2 separate regions of the Homo sapiens genome follow, and region 1 is linked to region 2. A link is a contact called in ENCODE Hi-C or POLR2A ChIA-PET data. All regions are on one chromosome and are shown on one strand. The core of a region is the stretch at or near the end of the contact, and the rest is flanking DNA. Distances in the headings are between cores, read along the strand shown. Region 1 overlaps NCOA3 (nuclear receptor coactivator 3). Region 2 has its middle 43 kb from the start of LINC01754.

The links. Hi-C counts contacts between places; a loop is a spot of excess contacts on that map. ChIA-PET counts read pairs that join two places held with the same protein, here RNA polymerase II (POLR2A). Pooled maps may share reads with other maps.
Region 1: a loop to region 2 is called in a pooled map, with 2.4 times the contacts of the local background. The contact joins two enhancer-like sites. A Hi-C loop is called at or near these places in 1 of 168 maps with a recorded cell type or tissue (chondrocyte) and 6 of 50 pooled maps. POLR2A ChIA-PET finds 5 or more read pairs at or near these places in 9 of 52 experiments (AG04449, Caco-2, GM12878 and 5 more).

The regions. Positions count from the first base shown.
Region 1 is chr20:47,539,874-47,542,707 of GRCh38, forward strand. The region is part of intron 1 of NCOA3 (nuclear receptor coactivator 3); the gene reads left to right. Among named protein-coding and RNA genes, the nearest start is that of NCOA3, 39 kb to the left of the region's middle. Within about 2 kb of position 1,267, at least 4 of the 41 ENCODE cell types and tissues checked have a DNase peak (open chromatin) inside an H3K27ac peak, as active enhancers do; they include OCI-LY7, where a contact is called at or near this core.
Region 2 is chr20:47,454,031-47,456,781 of GRCh38, forward strand. No RefSeq gene overlaps it. Among named protein-coding and RNA genes, the nearest start is that of LINC01754, 43 kb to the left of the region's middle. RefSeq lists an enhancer at 1-27. Within about 2 kb of position 1,426, at least 4 of the 41 ENCODE cell types and tissues checked have a DNase peak (open chromatin) inside an H3K27ac peak, as active enhancers do; they include OCI-LY7, where a contact is called at or near this core.

The DNA.
Region 1 (2,834 bases), core at 17-2,516, 86 kb after region 2:
TTGGATACTGCCAATAACATGACATATTCTGATTTTAAAGATGTAAAAATATGAACAAACCCCAAAATATTTAAGGGATACTAGTTTTACATAAACTCTCATTTAACAATCATGAAACCTTCTAGAGTTGGATATTACTATCTTCATTTGAGAGAGGAGGAAATTGAAGCTCATGGGTTAATTACATAAGCTCTCCAGTAGAGGATCCAGATTGAGGTCTCTCAGATTTCGGAGGCCATGCCCTTTTTACCACCCTACATTGCCTTAGGAGTCAAGGAAATAAAATAGTACATTGGCCTGTATGTCAACTTTGGCTTGAAGATAGTCAACTTTGGCTTGGAGATACTTAGTTGGCATGGCTTTAAACATTTTCTTTGAAATGGATTTTTCCTATTTTTCCTTAAAATCAAATATCTTGGCTGGGGCGCGGTGGCTTACACTTGTAATCCCAGCACTTTGGGAGGCCGATGAGGGTGGATCATCTGAGGTCAGGAGTTCGAGACCAGCCTGGCTAACATAGTGAAACCCCCCTCTACTAAAAATACAAAAATTAGCTGGGCATGGTGGTGGGTGCCTGTAATCCGGCTACTTGAGAGGCTGAGGAAGGAGAATCGGTTGAACCTAGGAGGTGGAGTTTGCAGTGAGCTGAGACCGCAGGATTGTACTGCAGCCTGGGCAACAAGAGTGAAACTCTTGTCTCAAAAAAAAAAAAAAAATTCAAATATCTTTGTATTTACTCTGTGCTAGCTACTCTGTGGGTCTGTGTGTATACAAAACAATATAAGGTCTTATCTCTTCTTCTCAAGGAATTTATAGTCTGTTTGGGGAGATGAGAACTAAACATGAAAGATAACTAGAGAAGATTTAAATAACATTTCAGAGAATAATGCAAGAGGTTTAACAAGGCAGTGAAGGATTAATTGCCAAATAAATTGTACAAATAATTGCTTTTGGAGTTCAGAGGAAGAAATGATTGTTTGGGGCTGGGGTAATCTAGGGAAGGATGTAAATGAATTCCTGGGAGATATTTTCAGTTAGTGAGATTATTTACTTTACCTTTAAAATCATATTAATGTTTGTTACAAATGGAACTGCAAACTGTTTGAACATGAACTATTGTATCTTAATTTTTTTAAATCTCCATATGAGAGTGCAGGAGCTACTACCCCAGAGAAAAGTAGATCATGCTTTCTACATGTATTTGCTTCTATTGTATCAAGTAGATGGAGAAAGTACTCAGTTTTAGAAGAAAAATCTTTGGGTGAAAAAAAAGAGGAACTCCCTGTCCCTAAATTCCTTCAATGTCACTCTTGCCACGTTTTCAATCAGTTGTACTTTGTGAGTCATTGCCGAGGTCACTTTTTGTGACTTGTAGCATTCATGATTAACTTCTAAAGGGTGGAAACAAGCATTAATCCCCTTTACATCACTAATGTTCTCTCTGTCCCCCCTCCCCCTCCTTTCCCCACTCTCCCCTCCCCCCTCCCCTCCCCTCCCCTCCCCTCCCCTCCCCTCCCCTCCCCTCCCCTCCCCTCCCCTCCCCCCTCCCCTCCCCTCTCCCCTCCCCTCCTTTCTCCTCCCTTCCCCTCTCTCTCCTCAGGCTCAAAGGATCCTCCCACCTCAGTCTCCTGAGTAGTTGGGACCACAGGTGTGTGTCACTGTGCCCGTTTAATTTTTAAATTTTTTTGTAGAGATGGGGCCTTTCTATGTTGTTGCTCAGGCTGGTCTCGAACTCCTGGCCTCAAGTTACCCTCCTGCCCTCAAGTTACCCTCCTGCCTTGCAAGGCCTCCCAAAGTACTGGGATTCCAGGCAATACTCCTTCATACCGTTTTGAAGCAAATACTAGACATTATATAATTTCCTTAAGTATCTATAAAAGATACAACTGTCTTTCATAAAAAGCAAACTCTACATTATTACATCTAGAAAACCTGCATTAATTTCTTAGTAGCATCAAATACACAGTCACTTCAGTTTTCTAGTTCTCCTCATTTTTTAATTTGTTGGAATCAGATTCAAACAAGATGCAGACATTGCAATTTGGTTTTTATGCGACCTAAGTTTCTGTTAATATAGGTTTTCTCTTCATCTCTTTTTTCCTTCCAATTTATCAAATTATTTTTTGCCCTGTAGAGTTTTTTTTTTTTTTTTTTTTTGTTGTTGTTGTTGTTGGAGGGACAGAGACTTATTCTGTCACCCAGGCTGGAGTGCAATGCTGTGATCATAGCTTATTGTAGTCTCAAACTCGTTGGCTCAAGCGATCCTCCCACCTCAGCCTCCCAAGTAGCTGGGATTAAAGGTGCACACCACCATGCCAGCTACATTAAAATTTTTTTTTTTTTTTGGTGGAAAAGGGGCTCTTGCTATGTTACTCAGGCTGGTCTGGAACTCCTGGCCTCAAGTGATTGTCCTGTCTTGGCCTCCTAAAGTGCTGGGATTACAGGCACAAGTAACCGTGCCCGGCTTCCTGTAGAGTTTCTTATTGTCTGGATTTTGCAAAGTATGTCTTTGTGGTGGTTTTTCAGTGTGTCCTCTGTCCTCTCTCTCTCTATTTTTAAAATGGTAGTTAGCTTTCAAGTCTTGATCAGTTTCTGGTTCAGTTATTTTTTACAAGCATATTCATTATCTGTTGCTGTGTAACAAATTATCTCCAAACTTGACATCTTAAACCAGCATTTATTGGTCCCAGCACCTCAGGAAACTGAGGTGGGAGGACTGCTTAAGCCTGGAAGTTTGAGGCTGCAGTGAGCTGTGATTGCACCTGTGAATAGGCAATTCCTAGGCAAGACCCTCTCTCTAAAAATTGGCCAGGCATGGTGGCTCATGCCTATAG
Region 2 (2,751 bases), core at 176-2,675:
AAAAAAAAAAAAAAAAAAAAGAGAGAGAGAGAGAAAGAACCAAGACAGAAGCAGTATTGTCATGATGCACCATCACTTCTGCCTAATTTTACGGGTCACACAGACCACCCTGGTGCAATAGAGGAGGGCACTGCACAAGGTGGGCACACCAGGAGGCAAAGGATCATTGGATCACTGGAGGGCATTTTGGAGTCTGGCTAACACAGCCCCATGACTTTTTTGTGATTTCTCATTTTATTTTATTTATTTTTTTGAGACAGGATCTCACTTTGTCACTCAGGCTGGAGTCCAGTAGCATGATCTTGGCTCACTGCAGCCTCAACCTACCGGGCTCAAGTGATCCTCCCACCGCAGCCCCCCATAAGTAGCTGGGACTACAGGTGCACACCGCCACACTTGGCTAAATTTTTTGTGTGTGTATATTTTTAGTAGAGACAGGGTTTTACCATGTTGGCCAGGCTGGTCTCGAACTCCTGAGCTCAAGCTATCTGCCTGCTTCGGCCTCCCCAAGTGCTGGGATGACAGGTGTGAGCCACTGCATCTGGCCCTGTTCTCACTTTAAATATTCACCTTTTTCCTTCTCCTCCTCCTCTTCCTCTCCTCCTCCTCCTTCTTCTTCCTTCTTCTTCTTCTACTTTTCTTTCTTCTTCTTCTTTTTTATTTATGTTTTTGAAACAGGAAACAGGGACTCGCTCTGTCTCCCAAGCTGGAATGCAGTGGTGCAATCACGGCTCCCTGCAGTGTCAACCTTCTGGGCTCAAGCAATCCTCCTGCCTCAGCTCCCGAGTAGCTAGGACTATAGGCACATGCCACCACACCTGGCTAATTTTAAAAAATCTTTTGTAGAGACAGGGTCTCACATGTTGCCCAGGCTAATCTCGAACCCCTGGCCTCAAGCAGTCTTTCCACCTCGGCCTCCCAAAGTTCTGGGATTATAGGCATGAGCCACTACACCTGGCCTAAACATTCACTTTTATACCTAATTTTGTACTTAAATTTTGTATTTGTTTTAAAGAAGGCTCCCCCAAATTGTCTAAGCTTCAGGTACCACAAAACCTGGATCCATCCCTGGTCCTAAGACAGGTCTTCAGTTTTTTGTGACAGTGGGTGTTAGAGATTTTGTACAAAAGTTCAGAAGCTGGACTCAGCCCAGCGAAAAGGTTTGTTGATCTGCCTGGGGGAAGGTGTGGATTTCAGCCCATCCCTGTATGCCTTCACTCAATACTCCTTTGAAAGCATAAGCTGCTGGAATTAAACCAGTGGTTTTGATGTGCTTGGAGCTGAAGATAAAGTCCTGTTTGCACACTGTAATGGTGTATTTAAACATTTTGACAATTATCAGGTGAAATCTTTGGCTGTTATTGACTCCGCTCCTCTGTAAGTGATTGTGTGCGGCAGGAGAGTCTCTCCACCACATGACTGGGCCCTCACTTACAGGTTAATTGACTTGTTTGGTCGCTTTCTTCTTAAGCCACAGGAGTGGTGAAATGCAATTTTTTTCTTGTGTTCTTTCGTAACACACCAAGACAAACAAAGCTGAGTTTTAAATCCTGTTGCATTTATTAACTTTTGAGGGTCTAGCTATGAGTTTTCAGAAACAACAACCAACCACCAGCTCTTCTGATCTTGGTTTGAATCTCTATGATCTGAGATAAATTAGGTTCCCCCCAAAAAAACACACCCCCACCCCAAGTTGGACACTGAATGATGTATTGGGAATTTGTTTGATACAATAAATGTCCACTATTTATTTATTTATTTTTTGAGATGGGGTGTCTGTCACCCAGGCTGGAGGGCAGTGGTGTGATCTCAACTCACTGCAACCTCCACTTCCCAGTCTCAAGTGATCCTCCCACCTTAGCCTCCCGAGTAGCTGGGGCTACAGGCCTGTACCACCATGCCTGACTAATTTTTTGTAGAGGCGGGGTTTCACCATGTTGCTCAGGCTGTCTTCAACTCCTGGATTCAAGGGATCTCCCCCCAACCCCTGAGATGGCATCTTGTTCTGTCACCCAGGCTGGAGTGCAGTGGCACCATCTCAGCTCCCTGCAACCTCCGCCTCCCAGGTTCAAGTGACTTTCCTGCCTCAGCCTCCCAAGGAGCCGAGATAACAGGCATGCAGCATCATGCCTGGCTAATTTTTGTATTTTTATTAGAGACGAGCTTTCACCTTGTTAGCCAGGCTGGTCTTAAACTCCTGACCTCAAGTGATCTGCCTGCCTCGACCTGCCAAAGTGCTGGGATTACAGGCCTGGACTCAAGGGATCTGCCCATCTCAGCCTCCAAAAGTGCTGGGATTCCTGGCGTCAGCCGCTGGGCCTGGCCTATTATTTCTTATGAGTCTTTGGGTGGTTGCATGGCCCTTCTGTTGGTCTCACCTGGGTTTGCTCATGAAGCTGCACGTGGCTGAAGGCTCAGCCGGGACAGCCAGGTGGCTAAGTCTCTCTCATTCTGTGGGTTTTCTTTCAGAGTTTCTTCTGGTGTGGTGGTCTTGGGGCAGAGTTCCAAAAGAGTGAAAATGGAAGCTGCAAAGTTTTTCAAGGTATAAGCTCTAGACGTGTGCAGCGTCTCTTCTGCCCCACTATGTGGTTAATGTAGGTCCCAAGAAGCTCCACGTGGGTTTAAATCATGTTGGTCTTTTCAGGGCTGTATCCTCAGTATCTAGAATAGAGCCTGGTACATAGAATATTTATTGATGCAACTGAGATTATCATAGTGTATTTTTCTGTGAGCACAGCAGCTTATTCACAG